Linked DNA regions of Mus musculus: region 2 is linked to region 1. Evidence: chromatin loops called from intact Hi-C (ENCODE). Cell type or tissue: left cerebral cortex. All regions are shown on one strand. Each heading gives the region's core, and the rest is flanking DNA. Links, peaks and the distances in the headings are about the cores only. Region 1 holds the start of Gm4258 (a long non-coding RNA gene). Region 2 has its middle 5.6 kb from the start of Mir181b-1.

The links. A loop is a pair of places that touch in the nucleus more often than their neighbours do. Peaks named below come from ENCODE experiments on the same cell type or tissue, not always from the same donor. Only the 100,000 strongest peaks of a DNase experiment are listed, where the experiment ranks them.
Region 2: a loop joins it to region 1, with 2.8 times the contacts of the local background. A loop is called at or near these places in 6 of 42 quality-filtered maps.

The regions. Positions count from the first base shown.
Region 1 is chr1:137,892,908-137,903,575 of GRCm38, forward strand. It overlaps Gm4258 (a long non-coding RNA gene), which reads left to right and starts at 5,560. Exons shown (of 3, transcript XR_003948014.1): 1 at 5,560-5,878; 2 at 6,521-10,668. In left cerebral cortex, for the core only: no CTCF peak of the experiment used is centred there; DNase peaks (open chromatin) are centred at 5,642, 6,138, 7,441, 7,597 and 1 more place; H3K4me3 peaks cover 4,482 bases; H3K27ac peaks cover 4,472 bases.
Region 2 is chr1:137,966,924-137,977,591 of GRCm38, forward strand. No RefSeq gene overlaps it. Among named protein-coding and RNA genes, the nearest start is that of Mir181b-1, 5.6 kb to the left of the region's middle. In left cerebral cortex, for the core only: a CTCF peak has its summit at 6,064; DNase peaks (open chromatin) are centred at 4,769 and 6,170; H3K27ac peaks cover 1,147 bases.

The DNA.
Region 1 (10,668 bases), core at 1,320-9,319:
GCCTTAATTAATTATCTCAACATTAGACCACCCAAGAGCTGGAAGTGAAGTTAGAGTTGACTGTATAGATGGATCTCAGAACTACAGTGCTGTCTGCTAAGCTGAACACTTTTGAACACTTTTCGTAATGAAAACTTCGATAAATACTTGCTGTGGCCAGGATGGCATGAATTTATCCAGGTTAAGAAATTCAAGTCACAGAATAAAACTGTCCCTTATGTCTTCTGATGTGTTTCACTTTTTTTGGGGGGTGTGGTCAGTAGCTAACTTGTTTAAAGTTAGTTGACTGTTAGATGCTAGCTACTATTAAACAAAAGGTCAAGTCAGCTGCTGTCGAGGTTTCAGGAATATTTTCTAAAACAAATAAAAAATGTAAGACAAACCTTTGTCAAATAAGAACCCTAAATGTTAAAAAAAAAAAATTCAGTAGAACTTTCCATGAGTATACTCAACTCGTAAGTAGTGTTTATAATATTTCAGCCTTGCCATGCCATTGTGTCACAAACACATGGGCATTCTTAGACACCGAGGATCTGGACCATCATAATCAACTGTACCTGTCCTGTCAGAAGAAGCACATGTGCCCAGCGATGGCAGTGAAGAAGTACTGCATAGTGTTAACTTAAGGATTATGAAAGAATTTTACTCTTGCCATTTTTTCTCCCTGAGTGTCCCATTGCCTTTAATTTCCCTGCTGGCTACACAGACGGATGGTTTATCTTCTCTCATTGTACCTACCTGGAAGGGCTCTGTCTAGGAGGACAATGATCCTAGGGATTGTTATTAACCTATCAAGTCCAGAACAACACTACAGAAATGTTTCAGAGAAGCAGCAGGTTAATTTCAAGTTTTGTTTAGGAAAAAATGATAATACCACACAAAAGATTAAAAGCACACACAAAGCAAGCCCAAGGTATCAATATTTGAGAAAGAAAGAAACAACTCAAGAGTTCAAAAAAAAAAATGTGACCACGACTGAAGTTGAAGCAGGATAACCTGGAATAGACAAATGGAGTAGCCAGCACATTGCATGGCTGCATGTTGGGGTTGTGTGGGGAGGAGAGCAGCTGAGTTTTATAGATTCAGTTTGCTGGTATGTGAAGAATGAACGGGTGCAGCTTTCTGGGTCCAGTTCAGAGGTATCTTTTGAAGTTAAGTGAGTGAATGAGATGCCATTTTCTGTCCTTTGAGAGCAAGTTGTGGTACAACAAGGAACGAGGGCGACAGCTGAAAAAGAGGGGAAGCTAAATAAATGGAAAGGTTTAGAGGCTAACTCTCCTTGGGACAACTACCCCATGGCCCTCACGGTGCTGGTTTTTAATGTTATGTCCTAATATAAATGTCAGGGCTTTGTGCATGAAGAAAGCCAGTTAACCAGAGGCATCAACATCACTCAGGACTTTTACTATGAAGAATCTAAGGCATACTTCAGACTATTATAAAAACAGGCAGCATTTTAACATGACCTCAAGATCTCCATGGACACAATGATTTGAAGCATTTCTGTAAGTGAATATCAAAGCATGTTGTATTGACAAGTGAGGATCAAACTCCCGTAAAATAATTATTCTTTTGTCTAAAACTAAGTGTGTTATTAATCTGATGAAGCAATGATGTCACTTTGTGTTGGTTAACTTAATTCTAAACAGAGGATCTGTCTCTGTAGCTGCTCTTCTATAATCAAAGGAAAACAGGAAATAAACTTTGCCTCTAAATCAGCTGAGGGTTTGGAACTGAAAGATTAACATACCAGTTGGTCAAATTGCTTATTTTCTCTATTCTACCTGGTGCCAAAACAGCCACATGAAAATGAAAAATCAAAATATTGAGTTATTGGCTTTGCCCTGAATAAACCATGTGTATATTTGGCTAACTTTCATTGTCTAAATTATTTAACTTTTGCTTACTTGTAAGAAATGTCGTCTTAGTACTCCAGAGAAAATAACAAGCCTAGAAAAGTTAAAAGCATTTATATATTTCAAGGTAAAAAAATAAATCTATGTTTCCCCCAAATATTTGTCTTTTAGCATTTAACAGAAAGGAAGAGGCTTTGTATGTAGTGTGCTTGGCTCATCTCGCTGTGATCTGGCCACACTTCCCACTGTGTGCTTATTGTAAATTCAGAGTGGCTGAGAAACTTCCTGTTCAGATAGCTCATTTTCATCTGATCCCAATTTTCCCACCCAAGACTCAGACCACCCATGACAAGCAAAGAAAATTACTACCAAGAGCTAATTTTGTAATGAAAGCAATTTGAACGTAAATGTGTGAAAGGCAGAAACTTCCATGAATCTTTTCCTTTGGAATGAAAGTTTAAAGCCATAATTCAGTTCTTAATCAAGTAAGTTATTTGCATGTGTAAAACACTGCGTATTCTGTCCTTACTGTAGCCTTAAATGTTGGGGTGCAGAGACATAAATCTGCTTCCATGTTGTAATTTCTAGATGTCATAGAATTTTCCAGGTTTTAGTTTTCCTGTATTAATTGGGTAATGCTTATACGTCTGCCTTGATTGTTTGATATTAGATAAATAGGAGATGAATGTAAAAGGGCTTTGAGATGTAGTGACTCTGGTATAAATATAATAAACTATTACTGAAAAGTGTGGTTACTTGGAGACATTTTAGGATTCACAACACGTTTTGTATCAGGCTTATTTGGTGGCATGTAACTTAGTATGTCTAATTCTGCCATCAAAAACTTTCATTTTCAAATAGATTTCTGTCTGCACTTTGGAAGCAAAAATTATTGCCTTGAACACACATATTTTTATAAGACTAAAACTTTTTAAAATGCTTATCTGAGTACATTTCAAAAGTACATCCATATGACTTTGAAATTTTGAGAACAACACATCATCATGAAATGAACTTATTGGTGTTATTTCTATTTTCATTGCTACCAATAGAAAAAGGGGTGGAGTTTCCATATGGCTGGGGACAAGATGAGATATAGTCCTAACCAAAATGCATAATTCAGAACACTCATCTGGAATGGGACAGAGCAAGTCAAGAGATGTGTAATACTGGGAGGCTAGTTATCTAGATACGAAGATGTCTGTCGAAGAAAGATTGGATCTTAATTCCATGTCACCCTGGCTCTCTGGTAGACACTGATACTCTCATTGAGATATTGTAAAATTCAGGGAAGAGCCAGTCACTTTGATGTTGAAAGTGTTGTGTTCATGGGATTGAGACATCCAAAGGAAAGGATGTTGTGTGGTCTACAAGATCTACAATTTCAGTGTGTGGTAAATGGAAACCACTCTTCAGTATCACACTGTAATTGACAGTTCTGGGGTGAAGGGGGAACAGCTATTCCTCTTCATCAGATCCTGCAGTAAGTCTGCTTCAATGCAGCATTCATAAGTGCCATCTGTCCGTATGCTAAAATCTGTGGAGTGAAAACTAAAGTCATACAGGAGACTACAAAAAACATATCTGTAAAGAAACCAGAGGAAACACAGTGCATGAAATGAACGACAACAAAAAAAATCCTTAGAGATAAAGAAAAAAAAAGTATACAGGACAAAAAAGGGAAGAATACTTCCAATGACAAGAAGCAGTGAGCTTTAAAATATTTCAGAGAGGATGACTTATTTGGAAGATTGAAATTTATAGGTGAGGTTTAGTAGCACAGAGGCATTTAATTGCCCTCTCTGAAAGAGTGCAAGGGGTAATGGCTGCCCCCTGACTTTCCCAGCTTGAGATGGACCCTTTGACTCCTGTTTTGAACATTTCTAGGGCTTGTTGTCCTACTAAGCATTGCATTCAAACATTTGGACCAGTAATAGTGGCCGGAACAACACTCTAGAAAACTCCAGGCTCCTGTGGCCATAAGCTACAGTTTGAACCTTTTGCAGGGCTCAGATGTAAATGTGGTTCCACAGTTGTCCTTAACCTGTGTTTCCAGTCCCTTATGGGCCACTTACCTGAATCTGAACCTAGCTTACATTGAATAGTGAATATCCCATAGCTATGCATAGATATTCAAATACGTTAGTTACACCAGGAAGGAAATAATCAAGGCAAATGATGCTGTGGACACCTTGGGAGAACTCCGGTGCTGTCTCTATAGACGAATAAGAGTTGTACATGTAAATGAATGAGTGCCACAGGGCACGAGCTACCAGCTACAGGACCTGGAGTAGCTTGAAGCTCATTTCCTCATCTATGAAATGTGAGCAACAGCCAACAACTTCAGGGCAACCCAAAGTTGGTTTTTTTAAGGGTGTGGCTGCTGGTAGATCAACTGTGCTCCAGTGGATGGCCCCATACCAGTGAATAAACTGGACTATGTGGCTTGTTTAAGGAGAGAAAACAACAGAAAGAGATACAAATGATGGGGGTAGACTGCTGAGGAGTTAGGTGGGGGACGAGAGAGTAAATATGATCAAATTATATCCTAAGAATTTCTCAAAATATTAATAAAATATAAGCAAAAAGCTAATGAAGTTACTGTTGTGAAGATGGACTAAAGATGTGAAGTCTTGTTACATCCGTGACATAAAGTAAGGCTCCCTTAAATAACGTAACTATTCATAGAGACATAAATAATGGGGTAAGATCCAAAAGATGCCATTGTAGGAAAGTGTGAGTTTCTCGTAGAGAAATGCAAGTAGTAAAAGAGACTGGGTTATCCTAAAGACTGACTACATATAAGAGTGACTGGCTCTTTGGCGGTATTGTCAGCAAGGGCAGGATGATGTTGCAGCAAGATTGCTTTCATTTGGTTTAACTCGGCATTAGTGTTACAAGGCAGCCATTATTTGTCAGGCATGCTTCGGTATTGAGAGAGTGGGATTCGATGATTTTATGGGACCTTAAGCTTTAAGTCTTGACAAATATCTCAGGTGTTTTAAGAACCCTGGTGTGTAAATATCCCCCTGGATAACTGGAAAATACAGTTTGTCTCCAAGTTTTATGGACATTTTATGTTGCTTAAAGAGGTAATTAAAGATGGAATTTGAGGGAGAAGAGTGTATTTCCTCATCCACGTTAGCTGACTTAGTTTGAGTTTCTCATTTAATTTCCCTGGCATTTTGCTTTTTTGATATTTTCAGCGTTACTTTCCCCTTGGTTTTCTACAGAATGAGCTAACGACTCAAAAAAAAAAAAAAAACCTTAATTCTGTTGCCGGTGTCACTCATGAATAATTCAGTATGTTGGTTTAGAACTGCACTAAAACCTTCTTAGTTTTTAAAATAAAATCAGAAAACTTATCATTGGAAGTCCTTGATCCTGGTGCTCCTCAGCCTGACAAATTCTGCAAAGGGATGCAATGATAATCTATTTCTATCATCACTGGAGCTGAAGGGAGAGCAGCAACAACAACATTTTTCTTGAAGGCAAATCACACACAAAATTGCAGGTCAAGGGGATGAAAAGGGGGGGGGGATCTTGCAAAAGCTGAGTTTCTCACCCCCTCCCACAGTCTCTGGGAGGGTGACTTCAGTGACTCCTAACTGATCTGTCACTGTGAAATCCTACAGTCATTCTTCCACACATAAAGGACAAATAGGCAGGAGAGGAGGATCTAAATGCTTTCAGTTTTAACTCTTCACCAATAGTGGAAAAGGCAGAATGCCTAAGCTATGGTTCTGTGGCCAATAGGATGGCGGCGTGTCTCTCACATGACTGCCTGCCCCTGCCTTTCGCATGGGCTCTAATTTAGTTCAATTCAGAACTGCAGATAGTACGGTGGAGCAGGGATGCCTGAGCACAAGTAGCGAGTTCCGAGTGACTTTAGGAAATGCTTCCCCCCCTTCCTGGGCATGCAAACAAGACTCTGCACCTGCACCGCAGTTTGTTCCGGAGAGAAGCCTCGGCTTCGCCCTGCAGGGACGAGGAACTAGAGCAAGAAGCAGCATTTGAAAATTGTAAGTATACATTTCTTTCCGTCAAGTGCGCTGATTAAAATAGTTTTCTGCCAGAAGCCCCAAATACTCGAAGATTTGCCAGGGAATCCTTTTATGCGTAGTTTGAAAGGTAGCCAAAGGGCAGGGAACTGTACCGGGGAGCATTTGTTGCATGCTTTCTTCTGTGAAAGATAAAGAATTAAAAAGAAAAGTAAGGCTTTCTGAAGAGTAGCTGTAGGAGACTCCGCACTGGGACACTGCTCCAGCATGCTGCTTTGTTCATAGGGAAAAAAAATGAAGGCACACACATGTGTACTTAGTTCTCTTCTTTTCGCTCTTTATGTCTAATCAGATTTGATTTGTCCCCAGGAAAAATAAAAGGCAAACTTTGCTGACTCCACTGGCTAGGGCACCCCACACTTTCCAGACATCTGACAGTTATTATAATTAGCCATGAAAGACTGCTAAAGACACTTGGAGGCAAAATAGCTCTTAAATCTGAACAATGGCTTCAAGCCAGGGCTTTCTTTTGATTCATTTTTGAAGTGTTTTAAATTTTACAATAATGACAGAGACTGAACTGTTTTTTGTTTGTTTTTTTTTTTGTTTTTTTTTTTGTTTGTTTTTTGTTTTTTTTTTTTTGTCCACAAAATGTGAAACGAGGTCCGGGCACGAGTGACGGCAGCTGAAAGTGGCCAGTGTGGAGAAGGAAAAGACAGCTTTCTGTCTTAGGAGCCAGGCCTCCATATAAAGATTTTTTTAAAATTCCTAATAGGGTGGGGTGAGGATGTGGGGGGTGGGGAGGAAGCATGCCGAAGCTTCTTCATAGAAGAATCCTCAAAGAATAAAATAATTTAGAATGTCTTCCTGCGGGAGGAGGCAAGGCTATAGCTAACATCTAAGTTGTATTTATGGTAAGATTTTTTTTTGATGGAGTTTTAAACAGAAGTGACATTCAAAGCAGCATTTAAAAAAAAAAAAAACAATTGGAAACAAATGGTAGAAATTGTTCCTGTTACTGCTTTCTTTTCATAGTCAACTAGGGTAATCCAGCAATGCTGGATTGTGTCTTTCCTTCTAGAATCATCTAAATCCTTAAAAAGTTATGTTTGGTCTCATAAGAAATGAAACTGCAAATCAGATCAGTGTGATTATGACTGATGAAGATTCTGAACAACAAAGACTCTGACAGAAAGAGAGTTTATAAGAACACACTGCCCTCCCCATTTTTAAAAGAGAATATTAACTCCATCAATTATTGAAAGGAATTATTCAGAGGCTCCAGACAGAACTAATTACGGCTTAGAGAGGTGCCAGAGCCGAGCCGGTGCTGTAATTATGAAAGTCCAAGACATTAGGAATCATTTTTTTTTAAAGGAGGCTTGAGCACAGAATTTCACATAATCTTTTAAAAATACACCAGTTTTTCTTTGTCTGCTCTCTCATGTTATCTACACCTCCCCCACTGCCGCCCACTGTGCGCTGAGACACCTGAAGGCTAGACATAATGATCAACAGAGCTCCAGCCTGTCTGGACTCCAGCCAGGTCCCCCCCCCCCCCACCCCCCTTCTACAATCAAGGAGCTTGCACGCAATGCATGCCGAGCCTTTCCACCACTATGTGCAGATCCGGGATGGAAGTCGTACACATACTGCGGAAAGATTAAAGACAACAATATCCCCTTTCTCCTACCCTAGACAGACTCAATTTTTAACCCTTTCATTGCCTTTAAAACCGAGATGTCTCAAGCACTCGAAGGCAGGTCTCCAGGGACACTGCAACTCCTGCACCATTTCGCATAGAAGCACACGCCTCATTTGGTGTGGAAATCCCATCTCCACGGATCCTGGCAGAATATTTGAGGATTTACAGTGTGTTAACTAAACGAAACAGAATTCACTGGTGTGGGGAATGCATTTTTGAACAAACTTAAGCTATATAAGATCGGGGTGGGGGGGAAGTCTGAGGTCTGTGGGAAGGTTCTTACAAGCCTTGCTGAGAGGGCTGCAGAGGGTTTCTGAGGCTGCAGTTCTGTAAGCATCGTTCTTTTTGCCTCTGTGTCTTTTTCTCATTCTCTGTCTCCCACACACTTAAGGCGCACACATGAGCCAGAAAAACACATCACTCTATCACAACGAAGCCAGGTTAGTTGGTGATGTCATCACAGATAAAATTTTGCCTTTGTGGGCAACATTTTCAATCACCTAGACGCCAGCGTCTGCTGGGTGTGTGCCCATAGGAAGTTCAAGTGTTTGCGGGGTTAACCAACAGACATAGGAAAGCAGTCTTTTATTCAGAGTTCTCTCTCTCTCTCTCTCTCTCTCTCTCTCTCTCTCTCTCTCTCTCTCTCAGATGTGTTTACGGGGCAGTATGGGTGTGCTTATCATGATATAGTCATGTAGCCAGAGTTCTGTGCTTCTAGTACGCCTTATTAACATGCTGATTATACATGTGGCTAGATTTCAATATGAATAGATGAAATGAAAAGCGTTTTAAAATAATTTGGCTCAAAATTTTACAAAAGTAATAGTCATTATGAATTGGTATTTGTCATTTGCGATTACTTTTAATTGATTTTTACTATTAAAATTCCTCAAGGAAAGAATCATTTATACAAATGATTTTGAAGCGATGCCCATTTTGTGCCTTTGTGCGTATGTCTCTGGATTAGCTGGAACTTGGATTCAGTGTTTGTGCAGTTGTTCACTCTATATTTTTCATCTCTACTTTGGGGGTCTTCCCTAAAGAGTCACCTACCAATCAAGTCCTCAGATCTTTATTAACATACATATGGTATTATTTTATTTTTCTTATGTCGAATGGAAGAAAGATAATTTCTTTTGCCACCCTGTAATTTGAGATAGAGATGGAGAAAAATTCCACATGCATTCTACACCTTATCAAGTTTTTATATGTAACTTATTAATAATGTAGGAATTATGATATGTTTGCTAGCTCAGACATGCCTGGCATTTGATATTCAGTTTTGTAAGCGTTGAAATTCATTCTTTGTACTTCTAATTTAGAAAAGATTTTGAAAGCCTGTGTCTGTGAACAATTGCAGTAAAGGATCAACAGAACAACGGATTTATTTGCCAATGTATTATGTGATTGTTTTAAAGCAAGAGAATAAAAAATTACTGCTTCATTTGATTATTGTCCAGAAAAGCATACAGTTGAAGAATTAACACATTTTGTACTTACAAAAATTATATAAGTTGACTGGTATTTCTGTGGCGTAACACTCCAATGTAAACAAGTAAATAACTTTTTCTAAGGCATGACTTTCTATTTTCGTGTAAAGGTTCCCTCCCAACACACACTGAAGTTCTGGCCTGATGAAAAATAATTTAATTTCTTTCTCCAAGAGAGAAAATGAACAAGCTGTTTTTGATTCCACCCTACTTTCTAAAAGGCAGACCTGACCTGGCCCTCTGGGGATACAGGTTACTAGAAAGGCATCTTTCAAAGACAAGAAGATAATGGACTTGATTGAAATAGCTGGACGACGTAAGGCCAGTTCAAGAACAAATGGTGTTTCAGAACATAACTGTGAGCAAACAATTTCCTATAGTTTGTTCTCCTTACACAATGGTAATGGTTTATTGGAAATAGCAGAACAAACAGGAGATAGATGTACCCAAACAGAAAACAACCCATGTCCTTTCATGTCAGGGATGCATCAAGAGCCTTGGTGATCACAGAATATTCTTACTCCAAGTCTTTTTGTTGTAGATTTTACTGGCTCCTCAGCATCAGCTGAGGGTTGTGACCAGGTGTGGGTGATATTTAACATGCACACTAGAATATAGGATTGTGGTCACAATTTATTTTTGTTATTGTACAAGAGGGTTTGAAACGTAGAGTGTGACTGTACTTTAATACAATGAAACTTGGGTAGCAAGATCCACTGGTTATGATTCTTCTAAGTGAGAATCATGCTCAGGTACTGAGTAAAGTGGGTGAGATATTATTATAGATACTACACACCCTACTACTTTCCTAACTCAAAAACTTCAATCCAAATTTGAAGAACAGAACAATAATTACTACAGAACTAGACTGTGTTTCTGAGCACCCAGTTGATTCCTGAAAGTACACTCTGTGGTCGTAATCTCTCATGAAGAAAAAGATTGTGTTTTTTAAAGCTTACCCTGTAGGTTAAAGGCCTGAAATTATTGTGCACAGATGCCCAAGCAGTGTTCAGAGATGGAAGGAAACTCTGGTCGCAATAGCTAAGAAGGGGAACTGGTTCAGCTGCTCTATGCTCCAAATCTCCTACCTCCACTCTGAACGCGTGCTGAACTCAAGATTAATTGGAATGAATACTATCAAAGTGATTTTTATAACTTACAAAAGAGCCACTGTTTTGTTAGATGCCCTCGTGATGGCAGAGAGTATGGAAAGTGATGGACTGGCCCTCTGCTTGCAACCTACTCAGGCCCAGGGAGACACTGGGGTCAGACCGACTCATGAATCACAGATAGGAAATGAACCAAATGCATATTTGGAAGTTTAAACAGAAACATTTAGGATATATATATATATATATATATATATATATATAAAACAAATAAATGAATTTTGGGTTGATTTTTGGCACATCTTTTAAAACACCAACCCTTAGTTCAGCTGAAATAACTTTTTATACGTATAGCTAAGACCAGATGGCCACACGCTCCTTTCTTATTTAGATGAGACTCTTCCTTTCAATAACATCTTTCTTCCTGACCTGCTTAAAAATTCCAGCGAATGAAATCAGCACAGGATTTTCAATTCTAATTGACCATGTGCAGAGGAAGGGCCGGGA
Region 2 (10,668 bases), core at 1,089-9,088, 74 kb after region 1:
TTCTTAAAAATGCTAAAGTGTTGGATGCCCAGAATCAACTGTGTAGCCCTGGGTTGGCACGGCTTCCTGCTCTGCTGTGCTGGTGGGAGGAAGAACCAAAGAAATATCTTACTTCCTGCCCCGTTATCCGTCACATTGTTACACAGAAAATAACCATCCCCTCATCTTTCATTAGATTTCTTGGTCAAAATGGGCTTGAAGCAAGAGGGAATTCTTTTGCTCTGCATAAAGAATCGCTGAAATGGCTCTACTCTCTATGGAATTGGTAGGCAGAGGGATAGTACCTCAATAGCCAAGTACTTTGTTATCCAGGGGCTCATTATAATCATGCAATAGATTTGTTTCCCCAGAGAGACCTCAGATTTAAGATTATAGTTCATCATCTTTATTTACCCTCTACTTTCTTCTGAAATGGTAGACTTGATTCCAGGGACTGTCTTCAAGCAAGTGTGTGTGTGTGTGTGTGTGTGTGTGTGTGTGTGTGTGTGTGTGTGTGTTTCCTAACTAGTTTGGCTCTATAATTTCAAAAAGAACATCTGTCATTAAGGTTCATCACCTCCAATAGTAAGTACAGTGGTTGGAGTTAATATTTATAACAGGATGTTCAGCATACAGTGTGTACATGGTACCTAGTACATGGTACCTAATAGATTTTAATTCGTTGGGAAAAAATCTATCAAACATATTGTCCTTTCTCTCTCTTGATCAGTTTATTATGATATACATTCAACTCCCACTACAGAAATCCATTCCTGGGACCTTGCTCTAGTGTTCAGAATATTCATTCCCACAGTATTTTACGTAGTTAGTTCACAAGTGCCTGCCTTGCTTGGGGCATCTCTATCTATCATAACTCCTTTCTCCCACCGTCTGTTTCGTTCCATTTAACGTATGACAAGGCTCTAATCTCAACAAAAAACAAGAAGTTCAAAAAAAAGTTTCTATTCCTGCTTCATTCACTGAACAGCCCCCTTCTTTTTTCTATCTTAAAAAGCTATGAGTTTGGAAACGTCACTTAATTAGTAACCTGCAGAAGAGTCTCTATTTGTGTGTTCTCTCATTACTTCTCTTCAGCCCACAATTTGACATCTTGAAACATTGCTCTCTCCCAATTGTGCAGATTTTTTTTTAATGGAAGCTGGTCTTGGTGAAACCAAATCACCAGTATTATTCCACCCCTGGTAGCAAACTTCCTACTCTTCTTCCATAAAATCATTCCCTTTAAGTTCCATATTTAAGTGGATCCTGCGGCACTGGCCTCTATTTCATTGATTATAAATTCATCCAGGTATATATTTGTTGATAAACTTTTCTAAGCCTGGATAGTATTTCATTTCATATGTGTATTTGTGTGTGTATGTGTGTGTGTGTGTATTCGTATATATGCTAAGGTAATGGAGATATGTAGATATATAGGTATATGTGTGTGTATACATATATGTGTATATATATATGTGTGTGTGTGTGTGTGTATACCTATGAAAACATCCATAATGTCAGAATATTTTCTCTACTCATTCATTGATTGAAGGACACTTTGTTACCAAAGCTTGGCTATTATCAATAATGTTGAAATGAAGAGAGTACAAATACCTCTTTGATATACATATCTCAGTACACACACACACACACACACACACACACAGAGGATGTAGGGATGTGAGGACATATAATTTAGGGATACTATTTTCATTTTTTGGAAGACATGTCATCCGGTTTTCCCAAATAGTTGCACTAATTTACATCTAGCGTTCACAGTGGTTTCCTGTGTCTTTATTCCTTTCCATTACCCTCTTAGCTCTTGTCACTTGCTACCATGTATTTGATAATGTCCATTCTAACAGGGGGTAGGCATAAAATGATTATGATTTCAATGTGCATTTACCTGATGGGGTGACAAAATTTTTCCACATATTTGCACTTTAAATTTTTAGTACATTATTTATTATTATTTATGTTTCTTTAAAACAGTCTGAGTGTTTGATGTGAATGATATAAAAGTCAATTTGTAAAAAAAAATTCTTAAGATTGTACTGTTCATGTATATAGGCTTGAATTCAAAGCATAATAAAATATTAAATTTTAATTACTCATTTGAGTTTGACTTTTTATGAGCTACACGAACTATTATCACATGAATTCACTATGTAATGGTGAGTTTTTAGAAATTTATGAATTACAAGTCTTACTGATTCTTGATGGGAAGATAAGTACAAAATTCATATCCCAGGTTGTACTTCTAAAGACGGCGATTTTTGAGGCAGCATCTCCATGTGTGGACCATATAGGTCTGGTGGCTTACTCTGTTCTCAGCTTCCAGAGTCCTAGCATCACAGCTTTTTATGACATCATGCTTATGATGTAATTATAAGTAATAGTAGGCAGTCATTGTCCAAGTTGTAATGCCAAGATATGATAAGGAATATATACAGGAAAACAAAATGTTCTCAAAATTCAAAGGCATTCTTAGGCTGTTTAGTTATATTTCATAACTCTTTCTTCTTCTTTGGGTAGTTCAAAAAAGAGATCATCTCATTTTCATGTGTTGTTTTCTCTCAAGTACAGTTATTGACAAATTCACTTAGTTAAAATCTCTATTGTTGGGTAGATGTTTTCTGAGAAGTTTTCTCATGGGGCTGGGGAGATGGCTCAGTGATTAAGAACACTGCTATTCTTTCAACAGGACTTGCCTGGAACCCATATCAGGTAGCTCCTAGCAGCCTACAAGTCAAATTCTGGGCAATTGGAGTCCCTTTCTGACCTCCATAAGAACCTGTATATATGTGGCATAGCTCCATAAATACACATACACATGTGCATGTACATACATATACACACACAAAAAGTGTGCTTCTTTTTATATTGCTGTGTTTTGTTTCAAGCCACAATATCTGCCTCTTTGCTGTCCTGAACACTAAAAACTTTGGTTGAAAAAGAAAGAAGGAAAGAAAGAAAGAAAGAAAGAAAGAAAGAAAGAAAGAAAGAAAGAAAGGAAGGAAGGAAGGAAGGGAGAGAGAGAGAGAGAGAGAGAGAGAGAGAGAGAGAGAGAGAGAGAGAGAGAGAGAAAGAAAGAAGAAAGAAAGATAGAAAAATAGAAAGAAAGAAAGAAAGAAAGAAAGAAAGAAAGAAAGAAAAGAAAGAAAGAAAGAAAGAAAGAAAGAAAGAAAGAAAGAAAGAAAGAAAGAAAGGAAAGAAAGAAAGAAAGAAAGAAAGAAAGAAAGAAAGAAAGAAAGAAAGAAAGAAAGAAAGAAAGAAAGGGAAAAGTTACACTTAGGAGCTAAAGGGAACTGCAACCCTATAGGTGGAACAACATTATGAACTAACCAGTACCCCGGAGCTCTTGTCTCTAACTGCATATGTATCAAAAGATGGCCTAGTCGGCCATCACTGCAAAGAGAGGCCCATTGGACTTGCAAACTTTATATGCCCCAGTACAGGGAAATGCCAGGGCCAAAAAGGGGGAGTGGGTGAGTAGGGGTTTGGGGGGGTGGGTATGGGGGACTTTTGGGATAGCATTGAAAATGTAAATGAGGAAAATACCTAATAAAAAATAAATTTAAAAAAAAAGATTTGATGAACTTACAAAAATAAGGCTAAATGGAATTACCTTTATCATACAGAAACAGAGATACAACTTTTCCTTTAATCCTCACAAACCATTAGAGAGAGAAGATATTCTTTTATAAATAGGACAAGACATTAACATAGCAAATGTCACAGTGCAGGCCACGCGAGGGCTTGAGAGCTGTACTGTGGAGTTCATGTTCTAGGGCTGAGGGTGTAGAGTCTGACAGGTAAGGAGTCTACAGAAGCAAATAATCACAGATTCTTTTCAAGGGATGCCTGGGGGTTCTTTAAGAATGCGGCTCCTAGAAGATCAACAGTGTTCCTGTGGATGGTCCCCCTCCCAAAAGTATATGGATGCTCAAAGTGGAGCCAATGGGTTATTAACTTAAAATAGTTTACCAAAAGAGACCATGAATTTGGAGAAGGTCTTACAGGAGGAATTGGGAGTTAATTTGATCAAAATACATTGTACCGAATTCCAAAACATTTAATAAAATATTAAAAGCAAAAAATATTTGGTCTTGCTTACTCATAAATTAACTTAATCTGCACAAGTTAGAGGGCTTTACTTCCTGGTTTCCTTCCTTCCTTCCTTCCTTCCTTCCTTCCTTCCTTCCTTCCTTCCTTCCTTCCTTTCTTTCTTTCTTTCTTTCTTTCTTTCTTTCTTTCTTTCTTTCTTTCTTTCTTTCTTTCTTCTGCTCTAAACTTGATACAAAAGACATGTCAAGCTTATAGTAGATGTGTAATATATGTAATACATTTTGGATGAATAAGTAAGTCAAAAACATGTCTACTTAGCGAAAGCAGTGGAGGTTAACCTTGTGATGGGAAGAGTAGAATGGAGAGCAAGCTGCCAGAGTCTCCTGGGACTCCTCAGAGTCATGAGCTTCTGTATACTGAATTAGATCTTAGATGGCTCCTTGAACATCAGTGAGACACCAAAAAGGAACTAAGGTGAAGGTGGTGGCTGCTTCCCCTATCTTAGTGGAAAGCATAACAAGTGACAATGCTCCCCTCTACCCTGCTGCTTCTGAGTAACCTCAGCAGGCAGAGTTCTCATTGGAGCAAAATGACAGTGTGACAAGATATGATTGGCCAAGAATTTATGCCTAGGGATCGGCTAAGCACTGTATACAAATGTATGTGCTCTGCAATAAATTCAGATCTGCACCCTGATGTTGGTCTCCCATGTCTGATTCCTGGAATTGGTGATATGTCTCTTTTGCCGCTCTCCCCCCATCCTCCATTCTGTTCCCACAGCAGTGTCTATAAATGAATAACTAACTCATATAACTCAATACTTTCAGCCACAGGCTGTGAGTCAAAACTAAGTTGTGGATGTCTTGGGAAGATCTATATCTGTATCTGTATCTATGTCTATATCATCTATATCTATATCATCTATATCTATATCATTTATATCTACATCATCTATATCTATATCTATATCTATATCTATATCTATATCTATATCTATCTATATCTATGGCACACATAATGTTTCTAAATTATTGGACCCTAGTGTTTATGTTTGTATTTATTATATGTGAATTTAACTACTCTGCTTATTTTTTTTAAAGTTTCTTTGTTGTGAGTGTGTTCATATATGTGTGCATGTGTCTCTGCCTGCCACGGCTCACATATGAAGGTCAGAGGAAGACGCGCTGGAGTCTTTTCCTTCCTTTAACCATATGAGTACCAGGGGATCAAACTCAGATCATCGGGTTTGGTGGCAAATGCCCTCACCTGCTGATCATATTGTTGGATCTAACTGCACTACTTAGTCAAATCTAAGAACCTATTGTTGCCTCCAAAATCCATCATTAGAAGAAGAAAAAAAAAAGAGGAAAAACGGAAGGAATCACGATTTTTAAAAATCACCAGTTATGACACTGTCAGCTGCTGAGATGCTAGCAATGTAGGTAGGATTGTCTCAGGATCAGAAAGCAAATGGTGTACCTACAGAATATCCCTATTTGGTTTTACTGCTTACATTAAAATACAATTAGGTTAGGCCTGGAAAACTTGATGTATGTAAAACAGATGGAAAATCTGGGGCACTTATTGTAATTCTGAGTCGTTTAAAGTTTACAGATGTTTAAAGAATTTTCTAAGATTACTTTGGATTCTCGTGGTTATTTTTATCCAAGGTACTGACTTTAAATGTGAATTCTTACCCCTTATCCTTAAGGTAAGGATAACGTGTAGACATAAGCTGATTTTTTTTTCTTAATCTTGAAGATGTAATGAGAAGAGGCACTGGTGAAGTAGCAGTGAAATCTGCATTTTCACAAATCTGTTTGCTTTCTGCAATGCTGTCAGAACGTGGTACAGTTTTGTTAGATCTTAGTCATATTTTCCAATCACTTCGCCATCAACCTTAGACAAATTTATTCCCTTTTCCAGCTCCTTTAAGAAAGCAGATTGTGAATACCTTCAGACTTCCTTAACTAGACATTTGCTATGCAAAAATATCCTGAAATATCAACACCAAGTAACAGGAATAAAATAGCCCCGTGTGTTCACTGCCTGAATTTCTCTAAGTCCCGGACAGACAGCTTGGAACCATGAACATAAAGTCTTAGCTAGCAGTGCCAGATCACACAAAGCCATTTTTAAGATGCCTGGTCTATGTTATCAATCCTCTTACCTTAGGCAACCCCCTCCAGCTGCTTAAGTGCTAACACATGCTTTATAATTGCAGGGAATGAGATGGTTTGCACATTAAAATTAGATGTAGAATGAAAGTGCTTGAACATGGTAAAACAGAAGGGAGTAGTGGGTGGGTTCAGAAGAGGGTCTGAGCATGCCAATACTCACACAGACTTAATTCCAAGATTTGCTTCTCCATTTGAATTCTTAAGTGCAGCCTCTGATTTCATTGCAGAAGGACAAAAAAAATGCATAGAATCTTTCAAAGAATATGAATCCCTGTGAAAATACATCCCCAATTTATAGCGTTTACAGCCATGAGAGATCACAGAGGCAAACATCAGAGATAGTCTTTGAAAGCCAAGCCAAGTAATTTAATGGCCACTAATGACATTTGTAGCTTTCCAGGCTTCTATAGCAAGAGTAATCAGATCCCAGGCTCTGGGGTGTAACATGATCACCTTTTCAGAGAAGAATTTCTGTGGCAGCTCTGGTGCTGCACAGCTGCTCAGGCATGTTGTTGTAATGTCAGAAGGCAAGGGTGGTGAAATCGCCTTTCTCCGGACTATTAGATGGCTTTCACAACTGGTAAACACAGCCTACTACAGGGGGAAGATGTATCCTCCTTTATTATGTAGAAAAAAAAATCAACCATTGCCTAAAATCAAAGTCTTAAAACACTGAAAATTAAAGAAGTATGTATACATGCACTTTCTTGGTTTTGAATTTGAGGTCATGAAATCAACAGTTATCTACTCGATTGTTTCAAAAGCATGCCCCAGGAAGCCCTGCATTTACTTGTACAGCTAAGTGCTGGGGTACATCAGAGTGAGAGCAGACATACTCATTATCTCTTAGAACCTGAACTCTACTTACAGATGAAGATCTCAACCACACTTCTGTAATTAGAGGACTTCAAAAGAAAGGGCTAGAGAATGAAAAGGAGACCAGTGGAAACTTCGAGAAAGAAGAAAAAGTCAAAGTGTAGCTGAGTTTGATCAATGTGCACAGCAAAGGAACACATACCCCTGCCAAAAACTCATGGGAAAAAATGAAACATGTTTAATATAGACAGGAATATTATTAGTAATGTAAAAAAGACTAAAACCTCCTTTACAGTGACAGAAAGAATAAGTCCAAGATCTTTTCATGCTGAAAAATAAAAATGATACAATTGTTAGTTGGTGAAGAGCATTAATTTAGATGGAGTTAAGGTGTGATATGCCAAAAAGATTCTAGGGCCAAAATCCTTTAACAGCTCCACTGTTTAGAGTTAGTCTTAAGATGGCCCAAGCTGGTCTACTGTAATATTTTCTTTCTGCAGATGAAGAAGAGAAGCTAAAATGTTAACTGTTTGGGGTCAGGAGACTAATACAGAAAGCATCCAAGCTTGAGAAAATAACAGGTACAGGCACCTAGTACTGGGAAAAATAATAATTCAAGAAAATGAAAGAAGTTAGTGTGGTGGCTGGAACAGAGTTCCCTGTGGAGGTGGGCTACCCCATGTCCCATTCAAGAGTAGACAAACCTCTATAGTCTAATCTTTTTGACATAAGAAGGTACTCTGTAGGCTATGAAAAGAAAAATAAAATGGAAACCTACCCAGCCACTAAAACTTTCACCTACAATCTATCTTGCCTGCAAGATGTGCTGGGGCAATTGTGGTGTAGAACTTGTCGGAGTAGCCAGCCCATAAAGGTAGACCATGCTCTATGCTGTCCGGATGGACAGGGATAGGAGACTAGATAGGCCAGAGACCTAGTGTATAGCCAAATATGGCTGCCAAAAAAAAAGAAAGAAAGAAAGAAAGAAAGAAAGAAAGAAAGAAAGAAAGGAAGGAAGGAAGGAAGGAAGGAAGGAAGGAAGGAAGGAAGGAAGGAAGGAAGGAAGGAAGGAAGGAAGGAAGGAAGAATTCAATCAATCAATGAAATGATTCCTAATGATATTCTGCTATACTCATAGATGGGTAGATTGACGTACTGTTTGTTTATTATTCACCAGAGAAGCCTCCTGTGGCAGCTGATGGGAATAGATGCAGAGACCCATGGCCAGATACAAGAGAGAGAGAGAGAGAGAGAGAGAGAGAGAGAGAGAGAGAGAGAGAGAGAGAGAGAGAGAGAGAGAGAGAAAGAGAGAGGGAGAGGGAGAGGGAGAGAGTCTAAATTGGAGTTCTCTATTGTGTCCTTCACCTCAGAGATCAGGGAACCCCCCCCAGGAGAGGGTGATGGAGGAATGTAGAAATCAGAGGGGGTGGAGAACTTAAGAAGAATATGGCCTATTAAATCAACCTAAGCAGTCCTCACATGGCTTCACAGAAATTGAACAGTGAGTGCAGGCATATCTTTGCCTCCTTTGCCTGCCCTTGGGATTCTTTTCCTCTTATTGAGATGCCTTGTCTAGTTTCAGTATGAGGGCTTTTGCTTTGTCATATTGTACCTTGTTTTGTACTGTTTGGCTGTGGTCTCTTAGAGGCCTGCTATTTTCTGTAAAGGAGATGGAGGGGCCATGGATATGGAGAAAAGGGGAGATGCAGGGAAGTGACAGGAAGAGAGGGAAGGAAAACTGTGGTCAGGGTGTATTATATAAAAGAAGAATCTAATCAAAAATAGAAAAGAGATAAGTAAATTGTAGGGAAAAAGCTAGAGAAACCATGTTAAAACTTTGTCTATTGTCCTGAAGGGTAGAAACTCCCAGACAATTTTAAGCCACAGAGCAAGAACAGGGATTGGCAACAGCGGTTTGCTATCTGAGGTGTTGACTTTAGGAGGCAATTATCCTTGCCTGGAAGAGAGATGGTGTAATTAAAACCACAGAGTTCCAGTGCACCTGGATGATATCTATAATGGAGGAAAGAACTTCAGGCACCAAAAGCTTAAAAGTCTCAATAACGTGTACACATTATTATATTTAACAACTGTGTCAGTAAGTTTTTGGCAACTTGACACAAACCTCCGCATACCTGGAAAAAGAGAATCTCGGTTGGGGAATTGTTTCCATCAGAATGGCCTCTGAGCATGTCTGCAGGACATTTTGCTGACTGCTTATTGATGTCAGAGGACCCAGCTCACTCAGAGTGTTATCATCCTTGGGCAAGAAGGTCTGGGCTGCATGTAAAAGATAGCAGAGCAAGTAAGGAGAAGCAAGACCGTGAGCAGCATTCCTCTGTGGTCTCAGAAGTTCCTGTCTCAGCCTCCCCAGACTATAGACCGTTGTAAACTGTAAGTAAAATCAATCTTTTTCTTGTTTTGTCAATGTTTTATTAAAACCATCAAAACCAAATTAGAATGACCTCTGACCCCATACATCACCCATCTTAAGAGTAGGGAACTGCCTTTCATAACGTGAATTTATTATTTCCTAATATGTTTAAGTTTATGTGTCATTTCTGTTCTTTGTACATGAGCTGGACCTAGTGGCATAATCTAATAAATGCAGCATAGGAGATGGAGGGTCACTTCTAAAAGATGATGTGGTCAATGAGACTTCCATGTTGCTTCCTCTCTTTTATTTCCTCATGGACTATTCTCTTTGGGTCAACAAGCATCTGTATTATGCAGCAGTTTTGTGAAAGGTCTTCTAGGCAAGTGTTGGATCCTGTCAGTCACCACATGGGTATTTTTCTAAAGGGATTCTTTTCCACTTACATGTTGTGATGACAGAAGCATATCACACTAACTCAGCAATTGATTATGACCAGTTCTATGACAAACCCTGCACCAATAAGGACTCATTCCAAAGACTTCAGATTTCTGATTGAATTAGCTTTCTATAATTGGTCCAAAAAAAAAATCTGTGATGGAACAAGTTTATTTGGGCTTCCAGTTTCAATCCATGATTACTGGACCCCGTTGCTTTCAGGACTGAGGCAGAAAGCCTATAATAGAGGAAACTGGCATCCCTAAGGCAACTGGAAAGCAAAAGAGGAAATCAGGGCATTGCCAAAGTACCATATTCCTGCTAAAGAAGACATTCTCAAGAATTTAATTCTCCCTGATTGGACCCCACATAGGAATGTCTGCAGCCTCTAACTATCACTAGGGTCTGAGGAACCTGTGCCTTTCAATCACCCTAAATCATGGCAAGGTGAGAAGAATGATTTGATCTGTCAATCTGGACTTCTTGGTTGATTAATTACACTGCTAGATATAGATGATTAATAGAGAGTGCTTATTCACAAAGCCGGCAGTTAATTTTATTATGTTGTACTTGTATTTGTATTATTTGTGTTAAGAGGCCAAACCTATTCCATCTTAGGACCAGTCTCTAGCTTAAAGATAATAATAATAATAATAATAATAATAATAATAATAATAATAATACATAAGAACTTGATATACAACAGAACCCAAGCTGTACCCACATACCAGGAAGGACCGACCCCATGGCTTATTCTTGGCTAGAGATATTCCCTAGGTACTTCCTAGCAATAGTTAGTCAAAGATTAGTGCA